2 separate regions of the Homo sapiens genome follow, and region 1 is linked to region 2. A link is a loop called in an ENCODE intact Hi-C map of the cell type or tissue named here. Cell type or tissue: endothelial cell of umbilical vein. All regions are shown on one strand. Links, peaks and the distances in the headings refer to the core of each region. The heading gives the core; the rest is flanking DNA. Region 1 overlaps KCNN4 (potassium calcium-activated channel subfamily N member 4). Region 2 has its middle 17 kb from the start of IRGC.

The links. A loop is a pair of places that touch in the nucleus more often than their neighbours do. Peaks named below come from ENCODE experiments on the same cell type or tissue, not always from the same donor. Only the 100,000 strongest peaks of a DNase experiment are listed, where the experiment ranks them.
Region 1: a loop joins it to region 2, with 1.8 times the contacts of the local background. A loop is called at or near these places in 3 of 110 quality-filtered maps.

The regions. Positions count from the first base shown.
Region 1 is chr19:43,756,792-43,768,861 of GRCh38, reverse strand. KCNN4 (potassium calcium-activated channel subfamily N member 4) reads left to right here. Exons shown (of 9, transcript NM_002250.3): 8 at 1,155-1,322; 9 at 1,773-2,329. The coding sequence ends at 1,319. Among named protein-coding and RNA genes, the nearest start is that of SMG9, 7.9 kb to the right of the region's middle. RefSeq lists silencers at 2,443-2,606, 4,170-4,395 and enhancers at 2,993-3,082, 3,513-3,742, 3,763-3,822. In endothelial cell of umbilical vein, for the core only: a CTCF peak has its summit at 2,205 (motif pointing left); DNase peaks (open chromatin) are centred at 2,201 and 3,481; H3K27ac peaks cover 824 bases.
Region 2 is chr19:43,691,219-43,707,730 of GRCh38, reverse strand. It overlaps the pseudogene LOC105372412. Among named protein-coding and RNA genes, the nearest start is that of IRGC, 17 kb to the left of the region's middle. RefSeq lists enhancers at 6,169-6,228, 6,319-6,368, 6,379-6,428, 6,787-7,287. In endothelial cell of umbilical vein, for the core only: no CTCF peak of the experiment used is centred there; DNase peaks (open chromatin) are centred at 6,260, 6,980 and 7,920; H3K4me3 peaks cover 1,051 bases; H3K27ac peaks cover 1,909 bases.

The DNA of each region.
Region 1 (12,070 bases), core at 51-5,050, 65 kb before region 2:
ACACACAGCCTGTCAGTAAAGGTCTGTGGTTGAATGAAGGAAGGAAGGAATGAATGATGCAACACAGAGCTTCTTACATTCATGAAAGGCACAGATCCCTTACAAACTGAAAAAAAAAAAATTGCACAAAGAACCCCAGTGTTTGGTTTCAAATTATCTTTATTGTTAAGTTACTTACATGTGGACGGATATAAAATTCCTTCCAACTACAGCTCATACAATAAAACCAAAGCAAATTTACAAACCAAGCCCATAGACGGCAAAACCAATACAATTAAAATGAACAACACTGACAAGGACACAGGTGACATTGTTTCCGTAAAACTCAATCTCTGCTGCTCTTGTGGAGGGGTACTCAGGGCAACAGGGACGTCCATGCAAGTTTGCCTGGCCAAGGCGTGACTCAGCTACCCGCCCCCTTCTTCTGCTGAGACCATTTGATTTCGCCAGTGCTTAGGGACAATGATGTCACAACACCCCCTTGGCCTGGCTCACAGCATCTTCTGCTTATCTGGTGGCCTTTGCTTTTTCTCGTTAGCCCACGACAGTTCAAACAGTGGCCCCTGGCAGCAATGCCATGGTAAGCACGGTCACAGATGCAGGCCCCAAAACCGCATGGCAGGTCTCAGTGACGAGGCAGTGGCCCAGATCTGCAGGAATTGGCAGGTGGTAATTTCTGAAGGTTATCAAGCCAAAAACACAGAATTCAAGAATTTCCATAGAAAATCCACAAACCCTCAGGGATCAACTAGTGAATCCTAGCCAGAGAATGCAGTAAAAGACTATGTGGATTTGGAAGTCAGGCATCATCCATGCTAGAAATATCTAATGAGCACCTGCTATGTTCTAGGTCTTATTTCAGGAGCTGCTTTGGGCATGTCATTTAACTGTTCCATGCCTGTTTCCTCAGCTGTAAGACAGGAACAGGATTCCCACTCCCTGTGGCTTTTGGGAGGATTTTAAACCATATAGGGAAACACCTGGGCAGGTAGCTGGGAAGTGGTAGGTGGTCAATACATGGTAACAGTTATTGTCGAGGGTAATCCTCAGAGGACCATAAGGATGTGGTCAATATTGGTTCCATTGCCTTACGCTATGGAGTAGGTGGGGGTCGACCCCAGCCCCGACACCTCTGATCCTCTCCTCCCACCCAGATGCACATGATCCTGTATGACCTGCAGCAGAATCTGAGCAGCTCACACCGGGCCCTGGAGAAACAGATTGACACGCTGGCGGGGAAGCTGGATGCCCTGACTGAGCTGCTTAGCACTGCCCTGGGGCCGAGGCAGCTTCCAGAACCCAGCCAGCAGTCCAAGTAGCTGGTGAGGGGGCTGGGACTTGGGCAGGAAGGCATCCTGGAGGAAGGGTTCCTGTGGCCAGCACCCTATGTGGCTAAGGGGGCGGGGGATGGCTGGGAGACAAGGCCGCCTTTTCTCATCAGCTCTGGCACTGTCTGGAGGAAAGGACTCAGTTCGGGGCTGGACTGGCAGTGAAGGAAGATGGTGTACCCTCTCCCCTTCACTGACCCTTGATGGCCTTCTCCCTCTTTGCTTGGTCTCTCTCTCTCTCTCTGCCTGTCCTGGGCACATTGTCTGGCTGTCCATCCAATGTCTCTGTCTAAATGCCCTCCTGCCCCCTGGCCTCGGGGCCCGGAAACACCTGCCCCCTGTCTCCCACTTCTGCCCACCGGTTTCTGTCTGCACCTCGGTGTGTCCCACTCTCACTCTCCCTCTTCCTGGCCTGCCTCTCCATCAGTCTCTCTGTCTCTCCAGGACCCACGAGGAGGAACCAGGCTACTTTCCCCAGTACTGAGGTGGTGGACATCGTCTCTGCCACTCCTGACCCAGCCCTGAACAAAGCACCTCAAGTGCAAGGACCAAAGGGGGCCCTGGCTTGGAGTGGGTTGGCTTGCTGATGGCTGCTGGAGGGGACGCTGGCTAAAGTGGGTAGGCCTTGGCCCACCTGAGGCCCCAGGTGGGAACATGGTCACCCCCACTCTGCATACCCTCATCAAAAACACTCTCACTATGCTGCTATGGACGACCTCCAGCTCTCAGTTACAAGTGCAGGCGACTGGAGGCAGGACTCCTGGGTCCCTGGGAAAGAGGGTACTAGGGGCCCGGATCCAGGATTCTGGGAGGCTTCAGTTACCGCTGGCCGAGCTGAAGAACTGGGTATGAGGCTGGGGCGGGGCTGGAGGTGGCGCCCCCTGGTGGGACAACAAAGAGGACACCATTTTTCCAGAGCTGCAGAGAGCACCTGGTGGGGAGGAAGAAGTGTAACTCACCAGCCTCTGCTCTTATCTTTGTAATAAATGTTAAAGCCAGAAGTTGCCATTTCTCTCTAAACATATCTACACTCCTAACTGGCAGACCGTCCAGTGGAAGACTGTTGCCTTGTCTGAACCTGTCTCAGAGGCCTTCTCCTGTAAGTGCCCTCCCAACTCTGTAGGCTGGGCAGTCCTCAGCAACAGTCCCCTGCCCAGATCTGAGGCAAAGAGCAACAGCTTTGAACTCAGACAGATCAGGGTCCAAATCCTGGTTCTACCATCCACTGGTGGTGTGATCTTGGGTAAGTGGCTTCACCTCTGAACAGTTTACCTCACCTGTGAAATGGGACTGCCTCCCCATGGAACTGCTGTGAAGATTAAAACATGGAGTAGCCCAGAGGCATTTAGTAGGAACCAAATATGTGAGAGAGAATCTTTTTTTTTTTTTTTTGAGATGGAGTCTTGCTCTGTCACCCAGGCTGGAGTACAGTGGCGCGATTTCGGCTCACTGCAACCTCCGCCTCCAGAGTTCAAGCGATTCTCCTGCCTTAGTCCCCAAGTAGCTGGGATTACAGGCACCTGCCACCACGCCTGGCTAATTTTTGTATTTTTAGTAGAGATGGGGTTTCACTATGTTGCAGATGCTGGTCTTGAACTCCTGGGCTCAAGCAATCTGCCCGCCTCAGCCTCCCAAAGTGCTGGGATTACAAGCGTGAGCCACTGTCCCTGGCCAAGAATCATTTTTATTATTGTTTTTGATTTTCACACACAATGCGTGGCTGCCCTTTTTCTGATTTTTTGTTGCTTTTCTCCCTCTATTCATGCCTTACCAGAATCTAGATGACAACTCACTCATCAAGAGACTAACAGAGGCCCCAAACCTCCCCAAACCACCCACATACCCGTTTCACATCCGCTCAAGAGAGGATGTGAAAGGGAAGGGGGCAAAGGAGGGGGGCTGGCACTTCCAGAGGCCCTACTGTGTGCCCAGCTCTGTTTATAAGTCACCATAACCACTCTCCTGACCCTCGTTACCCCACTGCACAGATGTAGAAACCGAGGTTTCAAGAGGAGCCAGGCCTCCCCTCAGGCCCCCAGCCGGAAGCTAGGAATACGGGCTGGAGAGCCCAGATTCACACCCATCCCGCCCCACTGCAAGGTGAGTCAGAGGCAGAGTGGCCTTGGGCCACAAACCGAGGACTGACTTCCCGCCGCAACTTCATTCCAGCTTGAGAGGCTGATTCATTCTTGCTTCCCTCCTCTTGAGGGGAAGATCAGGCTGCGAGTCATCCTTTTCTGTTGAGCTATCTTTGGATTTCCCTTAAAGTCCACAGCCAGCCTCGCCCCTTCATCCCTGAGAGCTAAATTGGAGCCTCCGCCACCCACTGCCACGAACTGCCCTTCCTCTGGAGGCCAGCCCACCTGGGGAGTAAAGGCGGGGACTCAAGAAAGGAACTGGATGAGACCTCCAGATATTGCTGACACCCTTCCCCTGCAAGAAGCTCTCCTGGCAGTGTTGCCAAAGCCCCTGCCAAACTCATTCTTCTGGGACCTCTCTTTCCTTGCCTCCACTCCCTTTTAGCTGGCAAACACTCCTTCCTACGCCTCCTGTAGGCCTCGGCTAATATGTCCCCTCCTCCAGGAGGCCCTGTCTGATACTCCTATAGCCTCATAAACCTATCCCTATCACGATAATAATATTGGGTCTGGCCAGGCATGGTGGCTCACGCCTGTAATTCCAGCACTTTGGGAGGCCGAGGCAGGCAGATCACCTGAGGCCAGGAGTTCGAGACCAGCCTGGCCAAAATGGTGAAACCCTGTCTATACTGAAAATACAAAAATTAGCCAGGCGTGGTGGTGTGTGCCTGTAATCCCAGCTACTCGGGAGTCTGAGGCAGGAGATCACTTGAACCCAGGAGGCGGAGTTTGCCGTGAGCCGAGATCGTGCCACTGCACTCCAGCCTGGGTGACAGAGCAAGACTCCATCTCAAACAACAACAACAACGACAACGACAACAAATTAGCCAGGTGTGGGGGCACACACCTGTGGTCCCAGCTACTTGGGAGGGTAAGGTGGGAGGAACACTTGAAGAGGCTGGGAAGTCGAGGCTGCAGTGAGCTGTGGTCGTGCCACTGCACTCCAGCCTGGGTGACAAAGTGAGACCCTGTCTCAAGTAGTAGTAGTAGTAGTAATAATAATAATAATAATAATAATAATAATAATAATAATAATAATAATAATGGGTCAAGCACCACGCTAAGCCCTTTTAATAAGTGACCTCACAAAAGGAGGCAAGGTAGGCAATGTTGGTCCCATTTTACAGATGAGGTAACTGCCCGAAGCCATAGCAAAGCAGTTTGGAGCCAGGATGTGACCCAGGCAGCCTGACCCCAGAGCCCCAGCACTTAGCCACCTGGCGCATTCAGACACTCAGGAGACCATCACATTGTATTTTCATTTTTGTTCATGATTGCGTCTTCAACACCAAGGGCCTGACATAGACAGGGCCTCAGTGAATGTCATTAAACGAACCCTCTGAATGCCTGGGATGGCCTGAAGCCACCCCATGTTGGTTTCAGCTGAGCCATCCCATGTTGATTTCAGCTGAGGCAAGGTCAGAACCAGTGAAAAGGGGCTTTTGACTAAGAACCTAGGAGAACATACAAGAGATCCTGTGTTCTGAATTATCTTGGATCTGCCCTGGCCCGCCTGCCCTCATTCTCCACTGTGGGGCTCAAGCCTGGATGCCCCCACTTCTGGCAGGTTTTGCACCCCCCTCACCAAATCAACACTTCCTGAAGGCCCTGAGCCAGGAGCTGGGCTGCAGACATGAATCAGAGGGCTCTGTCCTCCAGGAGCTGAGTCTCATGGTGATTTTGGCTCCTTCCTTCTCCTATTTCTGTTCTGCCTGCACTCTCATGAGGACTGGGTGGGGGAAAGGCGGTCCAGAGAGGGCAGGGGCTTCCCAGGGTCATACAGCCAGTCACGGGCCTTTCCCCTTCATAAATCCCCCAACTGCCCTTGAGGACCTTTCTAACACCCACACACTTCCCATTCCTCCCACTGCCCTCCTGTCAAAGTCTAGCTCTGAGTCCAGCTCTTTTTTTTTTAGAGACAGAGTCTTGCTCTGTCACCCAGGCTGGAGTACAGTGGTACAATCGTAGCTCACTGCAGCCTCGAATTCCTGCACTCAAGTGATCCTCCTGCCTCAGCCTCCCAAGCAGCTGGGACTACAGCTGTGTGCCACCATGCCTGCCCCCTTTTTTTCTTTAACTGACATATATTTTAACATACAATAAAGTACACAAATTTTAAATGTAATCTCAATATATTTCTTCAAATACATTCACCTGAGTAGCCATCACTCAGATCAAGCTAGAAGTGTCTAGCCCCCTAAAGCTCTCATTTCCCTCCCAGCCAACAGCCCCCTTCATCCCAGGAACCACCATCCTGACCTGTCTTGATTCCTTTTGTTCAACTTTGAACTTTGGAAGGAACCCTGCTGCACGCCCTGGTGTGTATCTGTGTCTTGGGCTCTGCAGGGTGGTGGTGAGATTCAGCCATGCTGCTCATCCTTTTCATTACACAGTAGTATTCCATTGTGTCAGTATGCCCACAAGCCTCACCCGGGGGACTCTGCAAGCTCAGTCTCTCCCCGTCTTCTGGCCTCCCCTTCTCCTCCCTGTCCTGGCTGCTCAGGCCACTAGGCTCCTCTTCCTTCCCAAACTGCCTGCTGCTCTCCCCTCCTTCTTGCCCCATCCACTCAGAATAAAAATAAACATCACTAACATTTATTCAGTTCTTTGTTGTAGAGACGGGGGTCTCACTATGTTGCCCAGGCTGGTCTCAAACTCCTGGGCTCAAGAGATCCTCCCACCTTGGCCTCCCAAAGTGCTGGGATTACAGGCAGGAGCCACCATGCCCAGCCCAGCTATTTATTATGGTCCATAAAGGAAGCTGTATCATCATCATCAACACCAGACTGGCAGTCCAAAGGCATGCTTTAAGCTTTTATGTTGTGTGGAATAGCTGCTAACATATACAAACCAGGAGAGTGCTTTTTATAATTTGGAGGGGGTGTCAAATGATAAAACTTTCCTTTCTTTTTCCAGGATGAGCTGGCCCTTCTTCAAGTCAAGTCTAGCCCCCTCACCCTGTCCACACCTCCTCAAAAAACAGCTCCAAAGTCTCCTGGTCTCTTTTCCCTCTATCATTCCCATCTGCACACAAACATGCTATAATTTCTCCCATCTTATAAACATCCCACTGGAACTTTCAGAAGCATTTTAGATTCTCCATTTTCCTTAAAGTTCACTATTCACCAAACTGCAAAATATCTGTCGCTCTGTCACCTAGGCTGGAGTGCAGTGGCGTGATCTCGGCTCACTGCAACCTCTGCCTCTCAGCTTCAAGCAATTCTCGTGCCTCGGCCTCCCGAGTGTAGCTGGGATTACAGGTATGCACCTCCACCACGCCCAGCTAATTTTTTGTATTTTTAGTAGAGATGGGGTTTCATTATGTTGGCCAGGCTGGTCTCGAACTCCTAGCCTCACGTGTTCTGCCTGCCTCTGCCTCCGCCTCCCAAAGTGCTGGGATTACAGATGTGAGCCACCAAGCCCGGCCATAAAGTTGGTTCTAAACTCCTGCTACATAGAATGACATAAAAGACTTTGCCAGACATAAAGAGCTAAAGATGCCAGACACACGGAAGACATGCTGTAAGATTTCATTCGCATGAAGTTCAAAAACAGACACAACGAATCTCTGTGCCTGTTTTTGAAAGGCATTAGATGGGTGGTTGCTTCTGGAGCAGGGGAATTGACAGGGAAAGAGCACAAGGAAGACGTCTGGGTGCTGGAAATGTTCTCTGATTAGCGGTTACATGGATGCATAAATTTGTGAAAATTCATTACCTGGTACACTTAAGATCTGTGCCCTTTATATACTTTACCACACTTAAGTTATATGTCACCCAAAAAGAAAATAAATAAAAATAAAGAAAAATAAGTACTTATACATTTTTCCTGATAGATACTGAGAAGGTTCCATAACACAGTTAGATGGGGGATCAAAAGTCATGTCTTTTCCATGGTGGACCCCACATCTGCCTCCAGCTGCTGCCCCGTGTCTCTGCTCCTTAGTCCATTATCTTCTCTTTGGAACCCTTTGATCCCATGGCGCCAGGTCATCCCCTCTCCTGACACTCCTGGCTCCATCTCAGCCCCTCTCCAGGATCCTGGCTTCTACATGCGGGATGCTCAGGCCTAGTCCCTGCTCTCTTCAACCTCTCAGCCTAGATGATCTCAGCAAATCATAGCTTTAAATATCATCTATAAATAGGCAGCTCCAAAATTTAGCATACTTGTATAGTTATTAACAAAATGACAGGTTATCTGTGATTTTCTTAAAACAAACAAAACTCCAGGGGGTGGCGGGAAGTATGCTTATATGTGGGAGGGAAAAATAGAAGACATAAGACAAGAAAAATGCAGATGTCTGTCAATATTGGGCGATGGGTACGTGGGAGTCTCTTCATACCATAACATCTTTGTGTGTATTTTTAAAACTCTGTAGTGACTGTAATCCCAGCCTTTGGGAGGCTGATGGGGTGGATTGCTTGAACCCAGGGGTTCGAGACCAGCCTAGGCAGCATAGTGAACCCTCATCTCTAAAAAATTAGCCGGGTGTGCTAGAGCATATGTGGTCCCAGCTACTTGGGAGGCTGAGGCAGGAGGATTGCTTGAGCTCGGGAGGTGGAGGTTGCAGGGAGCCAAGATCGTGCCATTGCATTCCAGCCTGGGTGACAGTGCAAGACTTTGTCTCAAAATAAATTAATTAATTAAACTAAATTCTGTGACGCAAAGTCAGAAAGTCTTTATCTACAAACCCCGGCTTTTTCCCCTAACTCCAACCACTTATTTGATGACCAACGTGCATCTCAAAGTTAAGAATTTCAAAGCTTGTTGATTTCCCATCAAAAGTACTTTTCCTCATCCCGGTAAAAAGCCTCAGTCTTAGGCCGGGCGTGGTGGCTCACGCCTGTAATCTCAGCACTTTGGGAGGCTGAGGCGGGTGGATCACGAGGTCAGGAGATCGAGACCATCCTGGCTAACATGGTGAAACCCCGACTCTACTAAAAATACAAAAAAATTAGCCGGGCGTGGTGGTGGGCACCTGTAGTCCCAGCTACTCGGGAGGCTGAGGCAGGAGAATGGCATGAACCCAGGAAGCGGAGCTTGCAGTGAGCCGAGATCACGCCACTGTACTCCAGCCTGGGCGACAGAGCAAGACTCCATCTCAAAAAAAAAAAAAAAAAAAAAAAAAAAAAAGTCTCAGTCTTCAGGCAGTTGGCCAGGACCAAAACCTCTCGAACTTTTTTTTTTTAATTATTATTATACTTTAAGTTTTAGGGTACATGTGCACAATGTGCAGGTTTGTTACATATGTATACATGTGCCATGCTGGTGTGCTGCACCCATTAACTCGTCATTTAGCATTAGGTATATCTCCTAATGCTATCCCTCCCCCCTCCCCGCTAGAACTTTTTTTAATGCTGCAAATAACATGATGTTTTAATATATGTACACATTGTGGAATGGCTAAATCAAGCTAATTAACATATGCATTATTTCACATACTTATTTTTTTGTGGTGTGAGAAAACTTAAAATCTATTATTTTAGTAAGTTTCAAGCATATAACACATTGTTATGAATGAGAGTCACCCTGTTGTACAACAGATCTCTAGGATGACTTTCAAGTCACCCCTGATTCATGCTTCCTCTCACACCCCATGTTTAATTTCTTGGCGCTACCTTCAAAAAAGATCCCAGTTCCTGACCCTTCTCAACTCATCTATTAGCACCACCCTCTTCCAGAACCACTATCCTTTCTTGCCCAGGCAAGGACACCAGCTTTCTCATCTCCTGCTTCCGCCCCTGCAGGCCATTCTCCTCACAGCAACCAGCACTGTTTTCACTGAACATTTTTGCGCATAGCTAATAATTACGTGGTTTAAAAAAACAACAACGCTTTTTAAGTTCCCATAGCCCTGACCCACATCTGTCTATAACCCTCATCCCTATAGGCAATCACTGTTAATTTTTGTTGTTCACTGGAGAAGTCTTTGTAAACATTAATTGGAACAAGCCGGTGCTTGTTTGTAGCCCTGCAATGGCTTTGTTACATTTGGAAGTAAATTCCAAATGCTTACCATGGCCTGTAAGACTTTATGTAAACTGGCCCTGTCTACAGCTCCGTCTCTAAATAATCCTGCCCTTCTTTCCCTCCCTTGCTCTGTTTCAGCCACTCTGGCCACCTTGACCATCCTTGGACAGCCAGGCCCACTCCCACTTTGGGGTCTTTTACTGGCCGTTCTTCAGCATCTTTAGATGGCTCATTTCCTGACCTTCCTTAACTGCATTCAGGCCTCTGATCAAATGTCATCCCCTCAAAGCGGCCTTCCCTGGCCACCTGTCACTCTCTGTGACCTCTATCACTGTCAATTCCTGTAACCTGACTTTTTTTTTTTTTTTTGAGACAGAGTCTCGCTCTGTTGCCCAGGCTGGAGTGCAGTGGTGCGATCTTGGCTCACTGCAAGCTCCGCCTCCCAGGTTCATGTCATTCTCCTGCCTCAGCCTCCGGAGTAGCTGGGACTACAGGCGCCCGCCACCACGCTTGGCTAATTTTTTGTATTTTTAGTAGAGACGGGGTTTCACCATGTTAGCCAGGATGGTCTCGATCTCCTGACCTTATGATCTGCCCGCCTCGGCCTCCCAAAGTGCTGGGATTACAGGCGTGAGCCACTGCGCCCGGCACCTGACTTTATTTTTAATTGAAAAATAAAAATTGTATATATTTATGGTGTACAACATGTTTTGTATATTTATACATTGTACAATGGCTAAATCAAGCTAATTAACATATGCATTATTTCACATATTTATCATTTTTGTGGTGAGGACACTGAAAATTTATCCTCTTAGCAATTTTCAAGTATACATTGTTACTAACTATAGTTACCATGTTGTGGACTGGATCTCTTGAATTTATTCCTCCTGTCTAAATGAAATTTTGTATCCTTTGCAATGTCTTCCCAATCCTCACCCCCGATTTTCTTTTCTTCCAAGCATCCTTTATCTGATGTCATCTGCCCCACTAGAATATCTGCTCCCAAAGGGCAGGTGCTTTTCCTATTCATTACAGGATCTCCAGCCTACAGCTGTGCCTGGCAGATGACTAGAGTTCCATAATTCATTCAACATATAAATGAAAGAAATGAACAAAAAGTGAAAAAGAGATGAACAGGGCCAGGCGCAGTGGCTCACACCTGTAGTCCCAGCACTTTGGGAAGCTGAGGTGGAAGGATTGATTGAGGCCAGCCTCGGCAACATGGTGAAACTCTGTCTCTACAAGAAATACAAAAATTAGCCGGGTGTGGTGGCACATGCCTGTAGTCTCAGCTACTCGGGAGGCTGAGACAGGAGAATTGCTTGAACCTGGGAAGCTGAGGCTGCAGTGAGCTATGATCATGCCACTGTACTCCAGCCTGGGTGACAGAGGGAGACCCTGTCTCAAAAACAAAAAATAAAGACATGAACAGATCATTTGGCAATGGCTCTCAAAATTCCCAATGTGCATACCCTTTGACCCAGCAATTCTACTTGCACTTCAAATGAGATAGTCTACTGACAATACTAACATATACATGCAGCCACGTGTACCAGGATATTAACTGTAGCATAATCTCAGCACTTTGGGAGGCTGAGGCAGGAGGACTGCTTGAGCCAGGAGTTTGAGACAGCCTGGGCAACATAGTGAAACCCCGTCTCTACAAAAAATAGAAAATTAGCTGGGTGTGGTAGCACATGCCTGTGGTCCCAGCTACTCCTCAGGCTGAGGTGGGAGGATTGCTTAAGCCCAGGAGGTTGAGGCTGCAGTGAGCCACAACTGTATTACATGACTCCAGCCTGGGCGAGACAGCAAGAACATGTCTGAAAAAGAAAAAATTAGAAAACAGAAACATACACACAAACCCCTGCAGTAAATGTTTGTAAGAGCAGAAGTTCAGCAACAGTCTAAATGCTCATCAACAGAGAAAGTGTTAAAGTATGATATATCTCCAGAACAGCATACCATGCCACTAATACAAAAGGCAGCTCACTGGGTGCCTGACTGTACTGCTGACTCATCACCAGGCTGGCTCCCCGGTGCCAGGGAAAAAGTGTAGGCTTGCTCTGGAGTGAGACAGGCTTGGGTTTGAATCCAGGCCCGGGTTTGAATCCAGGCCCTGCTGCTTCCTGCCTATGGGGACTTCGGTAAGGCCCTTCTCTCTTCCAGGCTCATTTGTCTACATCTGTTTTTTTTTTTTTTTTTTTTTTTTTTTGAGACAGAGCCTTACTCTGTCACCCAGGCTGGAGTGCAGTGGTGCGATATCAGCTCACTGCAACCTCCACCTCCTGGGTTCAAGTGATTCTCGTGCCTCGGCCTCCCGAGCAGCTGGCATTACAGGCGCATGCCACCACACCCGGCTAATTTTTGTACTTTTAGTAGAGATGGGGTTTCGCTATGTTGGCCAGGCTGGTCTTGAACTCCTGACCTCAGGTGATCTGCCTGCCTCGGCCTCCCAAAGTGCTGAGATTACAAGCGTGAGTCACTGCGCGGACCAACATCTGTTAAACAAATTAGGGGAGAAGATTATAGTGATGTATATAAAGCAGAGAGCACACAGCCTGGTACACAGTGGGTCCAAGGTCAATGCCAGGCCTCCTCTTTCCCTCTTTTAAGAAAATTCTACCTCTG
Region 2 (16,512 bases), core at 4,320-9,319:
TGTCTCAAAAAAACAAAAAAATTACATGAAGGCCAGGTGCAGAGGCTCACACCTGTAATCTCAGCACTTTGGGAGGCCGAGGTGGGCGGATTGCTTCAGCCCAGGAGTTCGAGACCAGCCTGCGAAACGTGACAAAACCCGGTCTCTACAAAAATTAGCTGAGCTTGGTGGCAGGCGTCTATAGCCCCAGCTACTTTGGAGGCTGTGGTAGGAGGATGGCTTGAGGCCAGGAGGCGGAGGTTGCATTTAGCTGAGATCAAGCCAGTACACTCCAGCTTGGGCAACAGAGCCAGGCCTTGTCTCAAAAACACAAAACAAAAATGAAACCATGACAGAGGGGCATGGGTAAATAGTGCCTTTTGTGTCAGGCCCCACGTGGCTCAGCGCAACACTGGTCAGAACCCCACGTTGTGACCTTGGAAGGTTCAGAGAGAGAGGGTGGGAGGAGGCAGAAGGGATGGCTGGGAAGTTGGATTCGGCCTGATGGAGAGAAATAGGTGTTCTCCATGCAGGAAGGCCCCAGATGAAACACTTGAGGCAAATCTGACAACACTTATTAATGAATTAAACGCACACATTTCCTTCAGTTGAGCACCCCTGCTCCTAAAGATCTATCTGATGGAACTTTTCATGACTGAAGGAATTTCATTGACCACTCCCTGGAGCCTGCAGGGGAAAAAGGATGTCTAGGGGGCCCCATCTGGATGGAAATGGCACATGGGGAGTGGGGCACACCCGGGGAGGTGAGGGCCACTTCACTGTTTCTTACTTCTTCTCTCTTTTTTTTTTTCTTGAGACAGAGTCTCGCTCTGTCACCCAGGCTGGAGTGTAGTGACATGATTTAAGCTTACTGCAACCTATGCCTCCCAGGTTCAAGCGATTCTGCCTCAGCCTCCGGAGTAGCTAGGATTACAGGTGACCGCCACCACACCTGGCTAATTTTTCTATTTTTCAGTAAAGACAGGGTTTCACCATGTTGGCCAGGTTGGTCTCAAACCCCCAACTTCAAATGGTCCTCCCACCTTGGCCTCCCAAAGTGCTGGGATGACAGGTGTGACCCACCGCACCTGGCCTCTTACTTCTAATTTTTAAGTGTAACTTTCAATTTCATTTAATTACACATTTTTGAATTTTTTAAAACATGCATGAAAGGGATATGATATCCAAGCTTTTTTTTTTTTCTGAGACAGAGTCCTGCTCTGTTGCCCAGGCTGGAGTGCAGTGGTGCAATCTTGGTTCACTGCAACCTCCGCCTCCTGGATTCAAGCGATTCTCCTGCCTCAGCCTCCTGAGTAGCTGGGATTACAGGCATGCAACACCACGCCCGGCTAATTTTTGTATTTTTAGTAGAAACAGGGTTTCACCATGTTGGTCAGGCTGGTTTCGAACTCCTGACCTCGTGATCCACCAGCCTCAGCCTCCCAAAGTGCTGGAATTACAGGTGTGAGCCACTGCACCTGCCCCAAACTTTTAAAATTCATTAGAAATTATTCAGGACACAGAGACACATAACAGATGATAACTGTCTTGTCAGGAGGATGTTTACTGCTGCATCTCTCATAGTGGGAGGGACAAAAGAGAAAACAGCGTCAATTCCCCTCAATAGGACGATGACTGCTGAATAAATGTTGGTAGATCCATGCCATAGGCCATGGAAACCACACCACACAGCCATTAGAAAGGGTGAATCAAATGACTCGGAGGGTTGAGAAAAGCAAGATGCAGAGAGTTGGCCAGGCACAGTGGCTCTTGCCTGTCATCCCAGCACTTTGGGATGCCAGGGTGGGCAGATCGCTTGAGCCTAGTAGTTCGAGACCAGCCTGGGCAACATAGTGAGATCCCATCTCTACAAAACATATACATACAGCTCAGCATGAGGGTGCATGCCTGTGGTCCCAGCTACGTGGGAGGCTGAGGTGGAAGAATCACTTGAGCCCGGGAGATCAAGGCTGCAGTGAGCTATGAGCACCCCTATGAAGGAGTCTGTGGGGGAGAGAAGAGAAAGGTGAGGAGAGAGCCAAGCAGAAAAGAAGAGAAAACTTTCCTTAAAAAATTAAAGGTGGCTGGGCATAGTGGCTCACCCTGATAATTGTAATCCCAGCACCTTGGGAGTTCGAGGCAGGAAAGTTGCTTGAGCTCAGGAGTTTGAGAACAGCCTGGGCAACATAGGGAGACCAGAAAGAGAAAGGAAGGAACCGGGCATGGTGGCTCATGCCTGTAATCCCGCACTTTGGGAGGCCGAGGCGGGTGGATCACCTGAGGTCAGGGGTTCAAGACCAGCCTGACCAACATGGTGAAACCCCGTCTCTACTAAAAATACAAAAAAAAAAAAAATTAGCCAGAAGCAGTGGCATGCACCTGTAGTCCCACCTACTTGGGAGGCTGAGAGAATCACTTGAACCTGGGAGGCGGAGGTTGCAGAGAGTTGAGATCATGCCACTGCACTCCAGCCTGGGCAACAGAGTGAGCCTCCATCTCAAAAAAAAAAAAAAAAGGAAGAAGGGAGGGAGGGAGGGAGAGAGAGAGAGAAAGAAAGGAAGGAAGGAAAGGAGAGAGAAGCGGAGGGGAAAGGAGGGGAGGGGAGGGAAAGGAGAAGGAAAGGAAAGGAAGAAGGAAGGAAGGAAGAAAGAGCTGGGCATGGTGGCACATGACTGTGGTCCCAGCTACTCAGGAGGCTGAGGCAGGAGGATCACTTGAGCCCAGGAGGTTGAGGCTGCAGTGAGCTATTGATAGCACCATTGCCCTCCAGCCTGGGCAACAGAGTGAGACCTTGTCTGAAAAAAAAAAAATCAAAAGCATGCCTGTAGGTGGCAAAATTGGAAATACCATGTTCAGGATAGAGGTGATCTCAGGTGAGGAGAGAGGAAAGGAGCTGTGGCCAGGGACAGCTATGGCCACTGGGTATGTATTTCAAATGTTTTGATGTTTCTTGTCTTTCAACTGAGTGCCAAGAGACTCCACTTATTCTTTATTTGTTTTTGTTTGTTTTAAATAATTTATAGTAAAATTTTAAAACTTGAATAATATGCCTACATGTATGCCCCTATGGAAAATTAGCAATGTACAATAACATCAAATTCTTCACCCAGGTTAGCCCCACCCCATCCCCAAAGTCCCTTTTACCCCTGCAGATTCCAGGACCATTAAATGACTGTTTTCCACAAATGTTTCCTGACCACCTGCCATGGACTCTGGACTCAGCCAGGACAGGTCATATCCGGGACCCATCCCCCGAGACTCCAGTCTGGCAGAGATGTTGCTTCCTTCCTCACCACCCCCAGGTTCCTTCACACCCATACCTTGGGGTAGGCAACCTTCACAACGGGAGGCCATGTTGGGTAACAGACAGAAACGGGACCCATGACCCAAAGGGCACTCCCCCTCCCCAATAATGACAGTAAGGGCCACCATTTACCTGTGTTGAACTCTGAATTCCAGGCGCTGTTCTGAGTTCTGTGTATGTGTGGACTCTCTCAACCTTTGTGTCCACTCTGTGAGCAGGAACCACTATTGTCCCATTTCACAAATGGGAAAGCTGAGGTCAAGGTACTCACCTGAGGCCACTAGTAACTGAACTAGTGACTGGGCTCAGTGGCTCACAAAATGGTGGTAATCCCAGCATTTTGGGAGGCCGAGGCAGGCAGATTGCCGGAGCTCAGGAGTTGGAGACCAGCCTGGGCAACATGGCAAAACTCCATCTCTACTAAATATACAAAAATTAGCTGGGCATGGTGGCACGCCTGTAATCCCAGCTATTGGGGAGGCTGAGGGAGGAGAATCACTTGAACCTGGGAGGCAGAGGCTGCAGTGAGCTGAGTTTGCGCCACTTCACTCCAGCCTGAGTGACAGAGTGAGACTCTGTTTCCAAAGGTAAAAAACAAAAACAAAAACAAAAAAACAACTAGTAACTGGCAAAGTGTTGGCTTTCGAACCCAGACAGACTGGAACCTGAGTACATCCTCTGAACCACTATGCTGAGCTCTGTGGCTATGTCTCTTGTACGCATATTCAACTAGTCACTTTTTTTTTTTTTTGAGTCAGGGTCTCACTCTGTCGCCCAGGCTGGAGTGCAGTGGCGCGATCGCAGCTCACGGCAGCCTCAACCTCCCAGGCTCAAGTGATCCTCCCACCTCAGCCTCCTGAGTAGCTGGGAACACTGGTGTGTGCCCCCACACCCAGGCTAATTTTTGATTTTTTTGTAGAGACAGGTGAACTAGTCACTTTTGATATGAGCTTTCTATGAAGGATTTAGAAGAATGTCACAGATCCATGGGTGAAGGGAGATCTCCCCTGAAGGATTAGGATATTCTAGGCCTTCTGCAAACAGGCAGGGATGGGTGTGGGTTATGCTAAGCTCTCAGTATGCTTTATTTTATTCCATCCTCCCTCCCAGAAAGGATGTGTCCGTCCTACAAGAGTCGAAAGCATGGGCTCTGATGCACAGGGAAGTATTTATGGGTGAAATATGATATCTGGGATTTGCTTTAAATGTCTCAGCACAAAAAGGAAAGAAGGGAAGAGGGAGGGAATATAGGAAGGCAAGAAGGGAGAAAGGAAGAAAGAAGTATGAAGGAGAGGAGGGAGAAAGAGAGAGAGGAGGAAAGAAGGGAGAAAGGAAGGAGGGAGAGAGAAAGAGCAAAGGAGGGAGGGTAAAAGCAAAGGAAAGGCCAGGAGCAGTGGCTCACGTTGTAATCCCAGCACTTTGGGAGGCCAAGGCGGGCGGGTCACTTGAGGTCAGGAATTCGAGACAGGCCTAGCCAACAAGGTGAAACCCCGTCTCTACTAAAAATACAAAAATCAGCTGGGCACGGTAATGCGTGCCTGTAATCCCAGCTACTCTGGAGGCTGAGGCAGGAGAATCGCTGGAACCTGGGTGGCGGAGGTTGCAGGGAGCCGAGATCACGCCACCGCACTCCAGCATGGGCAACAGAGCAAGAGACTCCATCTCAAAAAAAAAAAAGCAAAAGAGAGAGGTGAGGAGGGAGGAAGAGGGGAAGGTGTAGGAAAGGAGGAGGCAGGGAAGGGGGAAGGAAGAGAGAGATAATTTGGCAAAATGTGCATAATTTTGGACACTGAGAGATTGATACTGAAGGGTCATTTAATGACTGCTTCCAGCTGCAAACATCTCCTGGGCGCCTGCTATGGGCTCTGGGCTCAGTCACATTTTGGTCCCATCATAGATTGGGGTATCAGTCTGTCATAGATATTATACTATTTTCTCTACTTTTGTGTATATTTGGACATTTTCTTAATGTTTAAGGGGGGGAAATTTTATCTTCTAGAGTCAGACAGATGTGTGTTCAGTCCCAATGTTCTTCATACTAGCAGTCTCTTAGCCTCCTTCAGCCTCAGTTTCTTCCTCTATACAATGTGGATAAATAATAGCACAGTCCTCATGATTAACAACCTGAAGACATGACTATTTCAATTGGTTGAAAGCTTAGGGTGGGCCAAGCCTTGTGCTTAATGTACCTTACAATAACACCTTACAATATGGGAACACAAGGCTCAGAGATGTTATGAAACTTGTCCAAGACTACACTGCAGATAAATTGTGAATCCACACCACAAACCCAGGTCTGTTTGAGTCTAAAGATCTTTTATTTTTTTTCAATTTTTTTATTTTAATTTTTTTTTTTTTCCTGAGACGGAGTCTCACTTTGTCGCCCAGGCTGGAGTGCAGTGGCGCGATCTTGGCTCACTGCAAGCTCCACCTCCCAGGTTCACGCCATTCTCCTGCCTCAGCCTCCCGAGTAGCTGGGACTACAGGTGCCCACCACCACGCCTGGCTAATATTTTTTTTTTTTTGTATTTTTAGTAGAGACGGGGTTTCACCATGTTAGCCAGGATGGTCTTGATCTCCTGACCAGCTGGGACTACAGCTATACCTGTAGTCCACCACCATGCTAGGCTAACTTTTCAATGTTTTGTAGAGATGGGATCTTGCTATATTGCCCAGGCTGGTCTTGAACTCCTGGCCTCAAGCAATCCTCCTACCTCAGCCTCCCAAAATCACACTGTGATTACAGGCATGAACCACTGCGTCTGACCCACATTAACTGTTTCTTACTGCATCTGCCTTGGAGCCTTTGCCTTTCCAGTTCCCTCTGCCTGGAATGTCCTCCTCCCCCACCTCAGACAACTGCATGGCCTTCTCCCTTGCCCCACGTAGGTCTTTACTTCCTCAATTAGGTCTTTACTTACGTCACCTTACTGAGGCTCTTACTCACCATGTATAAGATCATATCTCTTTGGCAGCGTTCCCCATTCTCCTTCCCCGCACTGTTTCCTTCCTAGTACTCACTGATATGTGATGTACGATATGTGATATTTATTTATTATGTGTCTCCTCCACTAAAATACCACTTCCATAAGAGCACAGAATTTTGTCTGTATCGCCAGTGTCTCATTTACAAAAGAATACATAGCTTGTGACTGATAAAGATTTGTTAGATGAATGTTAAATGAATTGTTTCTATTCTTTCGGTTGGGCTTTCTGTTACTTTCAGTTTTTGTTTTTGAGACGGAGTCTCGCTTTGTTGCCCAGGCTGGAGTGCAGTGACGCAATCTCAGCTCACTGCAACCTCCGCCTCCCAGGTTCAAGTGATTCTCCTGCCTCAGCTTCCTGAGTGACTGGGAACACAGGCACTCGCCACCATGCCCGGCTAAGTTTTTGTATTTTTAGTAGAGACGGGTTTCGTCCTATTGGCCAGGCTGGTCTCAAACTCCTGACCTCAAGTAATCTGCCGGCCTCGGCCTCCCAAAGTGCTGGGATTACAGGCGGGAGCCACTGCGCCTGGCGGGGGCGGTCTCTTTCAAGCCCCCTAGAGCCACGCCGCCTAATCTGTCTGGTGCATGGCCTGGAGTGATTTCTTAGGTAGCCCTCCCTCCCACTGTCATAGCCCCCAGGCACTGGGATTACAGGCGTGAACCACTGCGCTCAGCCACTTTCAGCAGAAAGCAAATGGTTCCTGGCATTCTGCCTGTGGTGAGCAACCCAGTTTCACTTCTCCGCTCAATCCTCTGAGTTCAGTTCCAGATGCAGCATTTGGTCTTATGCCCACCCTGGCCAGACACTGTTGTCGGTTTGTCCCCTCCAGGTTCACCAGTTGAAGTAACTTAACCTCCCCTGGCCTCAGAGGAGAGAGGACCACATCAGGGCCCTCTTTGAGGCTAAAACTTCAGAAAAAGGAAACTCAAACCACTTGGCATTGTGAGATGTGATTCATTCAGATCTGGTTACAGCTGGGAGATTGGGCCCACACAGAAGAGGGGCTCCTCACCCCACCCATGCCCCCTGCCCCGTCTTGGCCCATGGTGGGGGTGGAGGAGGCTGCTCTGAAAACCTTGGAAGAGGGTGTATCGGATCCTCAAGCCCCGCCTTGGCTGCCCAGGATTTTGCTAGACCCCAAACAGGGAGAACAAAAGAGAAGTTGCTTGTCAATGTGTGGGAGAAGAGACACATCCCTGGTGTCTGGGAGCAGCCGGATATTGGGTATCCCCTCGTTTGAAGAAGGAGGCTTAGTAACTTGAGGAAGAAGAACAGCCCTCTTCTGAGGGAGGAGGTTTGGCCTTGGGGAAGGTGCTAATCTGAGGGGGGAGGTATAGCGCCCCGCCCCAACTTAGTTGAGCAGACGCCTGATCTCAGCAGCAGGTGAGTGGCCTTAGTCTGAGCGGGGAAGACACACCCTAGGCTGATGGAGGCATGGCCTTTGGGACCCTGGTGTGAGGAAAGAGGACTTAGCCTTGAGTAAGCCCTGAGTCTGGAGCAGAAGGTCTGGCTTTGGGAAACGCTAGTCTGAGGGAGGAAGCTCATCCCTGCTTCCTGAGTTTCTCACCAGAGGCTTCCAGGTCTCCGCATTGCCCCAGCAGAGGGGAGCCAGGGCACCATCTAGCGACGTGCCGAACAAGCAGGTGGAGGGGGCCTCCCGGGCGGCGGGGTGGTCCAGGCGGGATTCCTTAGCACAGCGTCGCGGTTGCCAGGACTACCACCAGAACCGGGAGGGAGAGGCGGAGGCCGGGCGCGGCGCCCGAGCGGCAGTGGGACTCTAGGACGGCGCGGCGGTGGGGGCTGCAGTGGCTCGACAGCCAGTGTCTTGGGAGCACAGAGAGCCCGTGGGTCCAGTCCAGGGCGCTGCACAGGTCTCGGGAGCCGCAGCCGCGTACGTTCACGTTCCGGCCGCCTGCCGAGACGGAGACAGGGTGCAAGGAGGGGACGTGGGGGCGCGCGCAGGCAGAAGGCCACCCCCGCGCGCACCCAAGCGCACACGCGCGCGCCTTGCACACGCACAGGGCCCGCGAGCCCCTCGAGTCCATGTCCTTCGTGAAAGCTCATCAGGAATGTTCTTTTCTTTGAGCTGGGAGCTGGTCACGGCTGTCTCTCTCTCGTTGTCACTCTTTCTACCTTACACGTATGTTACAGGTGTGTTTTCACTCGTGTGCAATGTTTGTTTCCTTTTTTAAAAACTTTTTTTAAAAAAATGAGACAGAGTCTCGCTCTGTCACCCAGGCTGGAGTGCAGTGGCACAATCACAGCTCACTGCAGCCTCGACCTCCTGGGCTCTGGTGATCCTCCCACCCCAGCCTCCTGAGTAGCTGCGACTGCAGGCCGTAGCACCAGGCCCAGCTAATTATTTTGAAAATTTTTTGTAGAGATAGGGTCTGCCTCTGTTGCCCAGGCTGGTCTCAAACTTCCAGGCTCAAGCGATCCTGGCCTCCTAGAGAGCTGGGATTACAGGTGTGAGCTACCACACCTGGCCCAGAAAATTTTAAATTACACACGTGTCTTACATTACATTTCTTTCAGAAAGCACTGATATAGTTTAGTGGATTATCTTATTCAATTCTCACAACAGTCTTAGGACTTAGCGACTGTTGTTATTCCCGTTTTGTTGTTGTTTTTTCTTTTTTTTTTTTTGAGACGAGGTTATGAAACTTGTCCAAGACTACACTGCAGATAAATTGTGAATCCACACCACAAACCCAGGTCTGTTTGAGTCCAAAGATCTTTTATTTTTTTCAGTTTTTTAATTTTATTTATTTTTTTTTTCTGAGACGGGATCTCGCTTTGTCGCCCAGGCTGGAGTGCAGTGGCGCCATCTCGGCTCACTGCAAGCTCCGCCTCCCGGGTTCACGCCATTCTCCTTCCTCAGCCTCCTGAGTAGCTGGGGCTACAGGCACCTGCCACCACGCCCGGCCAATTTTTTGTATTTTTAGTAGAGATGGGGTTTCACCATGTTAGCCAGGATGGTCTCGATCTCCTGACCTCGTGATCCGCCCGCCTTGGCCTCCCAAAGTGCTGGGATTACAGGTGTGAGCCACCACGTCCGGCCCTCCCCTGTTTTTTAAAGAACTTGTTGCATACCAAGTTATCCCCTTTTACAGATGGAGAAATTGAGGCACAGAGAGGCAAAGTCACCTGGTCAAGGTCACCCAGCTCAGGTGGTGGATTCAGCATTTGAACCCAGGCAGCCTGGCCCTAGAGTCCTGTTCTTATGCCCTTTACTCTGTCACCTCCCTCATGAGTTCACTTTGTCCTCACAACGCCCTTCAAGGTGTGTGTCTACCATCCCCAATTACCAGAAGAGAAAACAGAGGCTCAAAGAGATAAAGTCACTTGCCTTGAGCTACACAGAGTAAAGGGTGGAGGGGAGACTCCAAACTCAAGCACACCAGTATCCAAATCTAACGTGCTAAGGCTCACTCGTGCACACACACATGTGCACACACACACACATGCTGTCCCCATTACCTTCTTCACACACACACACACACACACACATGTGCTGTCCCCATTACCTTCTTCAGACGTTAGGTCCAGCTGGACACACTCAGATTCCCCACTGGGACACTGCATGTAGAAGGAGGAATTGCAGGGCTCCAAGTAGCTCCCAGGACATGTAGGACACAATATCTCACTCAGGGTGTGTGAGGCCAGATGAGCTGCTGTGTAGAAGAGGATGAAGGTCAGTCAGAAGGAATCTCAGGACCTCCCGGGGCCCCGAGTGCACTCCTAGGCTCTACCACATTGTCACGAACTTAATATTGTCATGACCTTGGTGGGATTTCCTCCCAAGCTGGGATCAGGGTGCCTGAGGGCAGCCTGGTTGGGGTTGAGTGATGTTCCTTCCTGCATTCCTTCCTCAACTCTGCCTCCAGAGTCACCCACCACCTCCTTGGCCACCCATCTGACTGCTTTCTGGTGACAGCATACCGAGAGGGGTGGGCTCCTGGTAGTTGCCTTGGCAACAGGTGGTGTTGACGCAGAAGCCAAAGCCAACACCATAGGTCAGGGCATAGATGGAGTTGCCAAATTTGCAGTCCTTGGAGGTCACGCAGAAACCGTTTCTCCAGGAGACAGGGTTACCTTCGCCAAAGCCTGGAGAGAGATGGAGGCCAGGCTAGTGAGGAAAGGCAATCACAACCCACCACCCAACCGAACTCCCCAAATCTCTCTGAGTATTTCCCTGATGGCATTCACTCTGCCTGAGATCTCCCCATAATACATCCAAAGCTGGTCATTGTTCATTAAGACACATTAAGTTCAGGCTTGGGGCAATTGTTCATGCCTGTAATCCCAGCACTTTGGGACAGGAGGATCACTTGAGCCCAGGAGTTCAAGACCAGCCTGGCCAATATAGTGGGACCCCCCGCCTCTACAAAAAATAAAATAAAATTAGCCAGGCATAGTGATGCAGTCCCACCTACTTGGGAGGGTCGCTTGAGCCCAGGAGGTCAAGGCTGCAGTGATCCAAGGTTGTGCCACTGCACTCCACCCTGGGTGACAGAGTGAGACCTTGTCTCAAAACAACAACAACAGTTAAAAATCACATAGTTCAGAAAGCCTTCCATGATCCCCTGCCTTCTCTCCTTAGGGTTTCAATTAATAGGGTGGCTCTGTATCTGTGAGGTCTCCCCACCCTGTCTATGAGCACCTCATGGACTTAGTAAGAAACTTCTCTAAGATCCCAGAAATGTCCAGAACTGGAGCCTGGAACACTATCTTTACTATGTCTCTTTATGCTGTAAAAAGATAGCAAAGAGCCGGTTTCAAGTTCAACTCCTCTTCCCGTTTACAGAAGAGTCCACTTTTCCTTCTATGGGGAGAGAGTGACAGGAGCCTTAAGTGGGGCTGCCTGCCCAGAGTGTTGTAGTAGATACCAAGATGGCCACAACTGTATCTCCCATCCTGCATGCTCTTGTGCAACATAATCTTGCCACTCTCTCATCAAGAGGTGGAATCTGTTACGTCACCCCTTAAATCTGAGCCTGCCTTGGGATTTGCTCTGACCAATAGACTGTGGCAGAAGTGACACTGTGACAGTTCTGGGTCTATCCCTTAGAAGGCCTGGTTGTTCCCACTTCTTCCTTCTCAGAAGCCGGCCACCGTACTATAAGGAAGCTCAAGCTAGGAAACTGACTAGTGAGAGCTCAGAGGAGCGAGGCTCTCCCCAGCTGTCTTAAACATTCCAGGTGCAGTCAAGCTCCCAGCTGAATGCAATCACATAAGTGACCTCAGCCTTTACCACTTAGAGCAGAAGAACTGCCCAGCTGAGCCCAGTCAGCTGCAGAATTGTGAGAAATAACAAATACTTGTCTAATCCAAGAAGCTTTTTTTCAATTGTGATTTTTTTTTTGAAAATCACACTGTATAAAATATACCCTCTTAATGTTTTTTTTAAAAAAATAGAGATGGGGGGAGTCTCACTATGTTGCCCAGGCTGGTCTTGAACTTCTGGCCTCAAGTGATTCTCCTGCCTTGGCCTCCCTAAGTGCTGGGATTACAGGCATAAACCATCATGTGTGGCTTTCTTAACAATTTTTTTTTTTTGAGACGGAGTCTCACTCTGTCACCCAGGCTGGAGTGAAGTGGTGTGATCTTGGCTCACCGCAACCTCTGCCTCCCGGGTTCAAGCAATTCTCCTGCCTCAGCCTCCCAAGTAGCTGGGACTACAGGCGCATACCACCAAGCCCGGCTAATTTTTGTATTTTTAGTAGAGACAAGGTTCAAAGCATGGCCTTGAACTCCTGACCTCAGATGATCCGCTGGCCTTGGCCTCCCAAAGTGCTGGGATTAAAGGCATGAACCACTGCGCCCGGCTGGCCTTCTTAACAATTTTTAAGTGCACAATTCAGTAATGTTAACTATATTCACATTGTTGAGTGTAACAGCTCTCTAGAACTCATTTTGCACAACTGAAACTCTGTACCCATTGAACAACTCCCATTCCCCCGTCCCCCAACCTCTGGCAACCACCATTCTATCTTCTGTTTCAATGATTTTGACTACTCTAGATAACTCAGTGAAATCATACAGTATTTGTCTTTTTATGACTGGTTAAGCCACTAAGTTCTGGCCAGTTTGTTATTCAGCAGTAACTTAAACAACTATGGCAGCAGATTTCAAACTCACACCCTCCACTGCACCCTAGCCTCTGCCCTGCATGTCCAGGAAAAGGCTACAATGGCTGAAGCTAGGCAGCAAAGTGGGAGAGTGAGGATAGGTCTTGCTGTACCCCAAGCCCTATTTCTGTCCCCATGGGCACTCACCTGTGATGCCTGCCATCTGAAGGCAGTAGTGATTATCCTCTGGGCATGGAAGGGGGCCACAGCTGTGGAGGTCTCAGCAGGTGAAGCAGTCGGTGGTCTCAGCTTTGGTGTGGGTCACAGTTGCATGAGGACCTGGGGACAGAGGAAGATGAACTGGATGGAAGACAACCAGTGTGCATGCACGTGCATGGAGCTGAGTTTCCAGGCACATCAGTATGTGCCCATGAGTGCGCAAAAGTGCCTTTTGTGCGCACTTCTGCAAGAATGCCATTTGTGTGTGCAAGTTTGCAGGCCTGTTAAGTCTGTGTGCACATCTGGCTGTGCCTTCCTGTGTTGAATTGTCTGTGTGTTTCTGAAACTGTCTGCAGGAGGTCAGGGATGTGTGTTTTTGTAGCTCTGCAGGACACTGTGTGAGTAGGTGTTTACCTGCGTGTCTGTATAAACAAAGGCGTGTGTTTATGTGTATGTGTATAAGGCTGGTTTTATGGGTATGTGTGTGTTTCTGTGGCTGGGTGTGTCTGTGTTTCCATCAAGGTGTGGGGGTGCTTGTATATATATATATGTTGGTATACAGATGTGAACGTTCATGGATGTTGGTAATGTATTTCAGCTTGCCTGTGTATATTTTGTGCTTTTGTATGTTTGTGGGTGTTTATGCCTGTCTCTTTCCCATGTCATATATATGAAAGCCTGTGTGTCCATGCATAGATATGTTCTGTGTCTGTGTCCACAGGGATCATGTGTGCAAAAATTCCGCGTCCCACATTTCTGTTGTTAGTCTTCCTATTTTGCCCTTTTTCTTTCCATCTTGTAAATTTCGAGCTCCCAAGTCAGCCTTTTTTCTTCATTGTGATAATTAATTAAATCCGCTGCTCAGGGCTGGTCACAGTGACTCACACCTGTAATCCCAGCACTTTGGGGGGCCTAGGCAGGTGGATCACCTGAGGTCAGGAGTTCGAGACCAGCCTGGCCAACATGGCAAAACCCCATCTCTACTAAAAATACAAAAATTCACCAGGCTTGGTGGTGGGTACCTGCAATCCCAGCTACCTGGGAAGCTGAGGCAGGGAAAATCGCTTGAACCCAGGAGGTGGAGGTTGCAGTGAGCCAAGATCGCACCATTGCACTCCAGCCTGGCCGACAGAGAGAGACTCTGTCTCACAAAAAAAAAAAAAAAAAAAAAAAAATCCATTGCTTAGTTTAAAAAAGGAAAACTCCTGGCAGCTGGAGATTTGAAGAAGCTAAGGTGAGAATGTTTCGGCTTTGCCTGCAAATTCAGTAACTACACTCTCCTATCAGCCTTTTTTTTTTTCTGAGACAGAGTCTCTCTCTGTCACCCAGGCTGGAGTGCGGTGGCGCAATCTCGGCTCACTGCAAGCTCCACCTCCCGGGTTCACACCGTTCTCCTGCCTCAGCCTCCTGAGTAGCTGGGACTACAGGTGCCAGCCACCACGCCCAGCTAATTTTTTGTATTTTTAGTAGAGACAGGCTTTTGTCGTATTAGCCAGGATGGTCTCGATCTCCTGACCTCGTGATCCGCCCATCTCGGCCTCCCAAAGTGCTGGGATTACAATCATGAGCCACCGCGCCCGGCCAGTAAACACACTCTCTTTTGCATCACAGAATGGTTCTTCAGCTTTGGCAACGTAGGGAGGACCTCACCTCTAAAAAAAAAATTGAAAAATCAGCTGGGTGTAGCAGTGTGTGCCTGTGGTGCTAGCTGCTCAGGAGGCTGAGGTGGGAAGATTGCATGAGCTTGGAAAGTCAAGGCTGCATTGAACCATGATCGTGCCACTGCACTTCAGCCTGGGTAATAGACGGCGACTCTGTCTCTAAACACACATACACACACACACACACACACACACACACACACACACACACACACACACAGAGAGAGAGAATGGTCCTTTCTGGTGTAGTTTCTGACAAAGTTTCCTCTACATCTCTGGAGCTGAGGGAATGCAGCTGTATCCAGAGAAAATTGCCTTTCTCACCTCTAAAACGTCTATCCCTCTGTTCAGTTGGTTGAATTGCTTAATAAACTGTGGCCCCAGTAAATACTATTTCAATTAGCATATCACTTTTGCGGAAGACAAAACTTCTTGTGACTGTTCTTTGTTAAGCCAAAAGAAGACTATTGGCAAATCTGTCTTCTTTCACAAGCAAGGAAGTGAAGAAAAGAGGGAAAACACCATCAGATTTATCTTTTCTTTTCTTCCTTTTTTTTTTTTTGAGAAGGGGTCTTGCCCTATCACCCAGGCTGGAGTATAGTGACACAATCTCAGCTCACTGCGACCTCCGCCTCCCGGGCTCAAGCCATCCTCCCACCTCAGCCTTCCAAGTAGGTGGGACCACAGGTGCATGCCACCATGCCTGGCTTTGTTTTGTTGTTGTTGTTGTTTTGTTGAGATGGTGTTTTGCCATGCTGCCCAGGCTCAGATCCATTTAAAGAGAACGTGGATCTTTAACCTCACTCACATAATATGTTCAGAGTATGTTCATGTTTAGAAATTTGTGTGCCTCTGCATATTTGTTTTGGGTGCTAGGATGTAAATGTGGATGTTTGTGGATATGTGCCAATAGATGTTCTGCTTCTGAGTGTGTCAGGTGGTGTGTGTGTGTGTATGGGTAACTGTACTCATTGGGAGCATTATCGTAGGAAATGTGGACACCCTGGGAACACATAGGTTTGAAAAGAGCATAGGGGATCCAGGGAGGTAAGAAAGGTTGGGTTTTTAGGAAGGCAGGGGTCAAAGCACCTGGATGTGTAGGAGTAAGGCAGTTGCATTCAGGCTTAGCGGTGAGATGAAATCCAGAGTCTTCTGGACCCAGGGTGGCATTCTCATGTAAGTTGCAGACCTCTGGTGTAGCACAGCCCTTCAGAATTTGGGGACCCCCTGTGGAAATGAGATGAGATTGCAACAAGAGGCTCAGAGTCCAAGCCTTCCAACTTGATGTCTATCTTTCGCTATCTGAAAGTTGCCATCTTAGTAGTTCTATATGATTCAGTTTCAAATCTACCTGGTCAGTTTTTACAACCTCTTGTTGCCTGCTCACATTTGTGATTCTAAGTTTATTCCTTCAGACATATCACGTGCCGGTACGCTATGTTCTACAGCTGATAATTACAATAGCTGAGCTCCTCACAGGTCTGTATCTGTGATTTGTTATTTCTGCTATCACTCATGGTGGCTTGTTTCCTTGTGCGTTTCATGAACTATGATTGTGAGCTCATATTTGGTTGATATTCATCTGTGGGAATCCTGGGAGCTTTTCCCTGGGAAGGAATTGCTTTTGATTCTACTGAGTGCCAGGAGGTGCTACTGACCAGGGATCATTTTGGCTTCTGTCCGAGGTCCCTTGCTTATGTGGGAATCTAAATTCCAGAAGCATGCTGCCAGCCCAAGACCTGTTTACCTAAAGCAGGTTATTATCAGCATTTGCTCCCAGGCCACCATGCCTTCCATGTTTTCTCACTGCTCCCATTATGATTTCTGTTCACATTTTTGTTTTGCTTAGGGACACGTGGACATTTTCTTAACTTTCTGCAACCCCAAAAAGTGTGGAAAAATATTTCTGTACAGGATCTTGTTTATCTGTAAACAGTGGCATACCAAGCAGGGGAAGGGAGTGGGAGCAGTCCAGCCTGGGAACAGGCTACAAGGGGCTTAGTGTCTATAGAGAATTTTTTTTTTTTGAGACAGAGTCTCACTCTGTCACCCAGGCTGGAGTGCAGTGGCACAATCTCGGCTCACTCCTACCTGAGCCTCCCAAGTAGCTGAGATTACAGGTGTGTGCCACCATACTCAGGTAATTTTTGTATTTTTAACAGAGATGGGGTTTCACCATGTTGGCCAGGCTGGTCTCGAACTCCTGTGCTCAAGTGATCCACCCGCCTCAGTTTCCCAAAGTGCTGGGATCACAGGCATGAACCACCGTGCCCAGCCTATAGAGAATTTT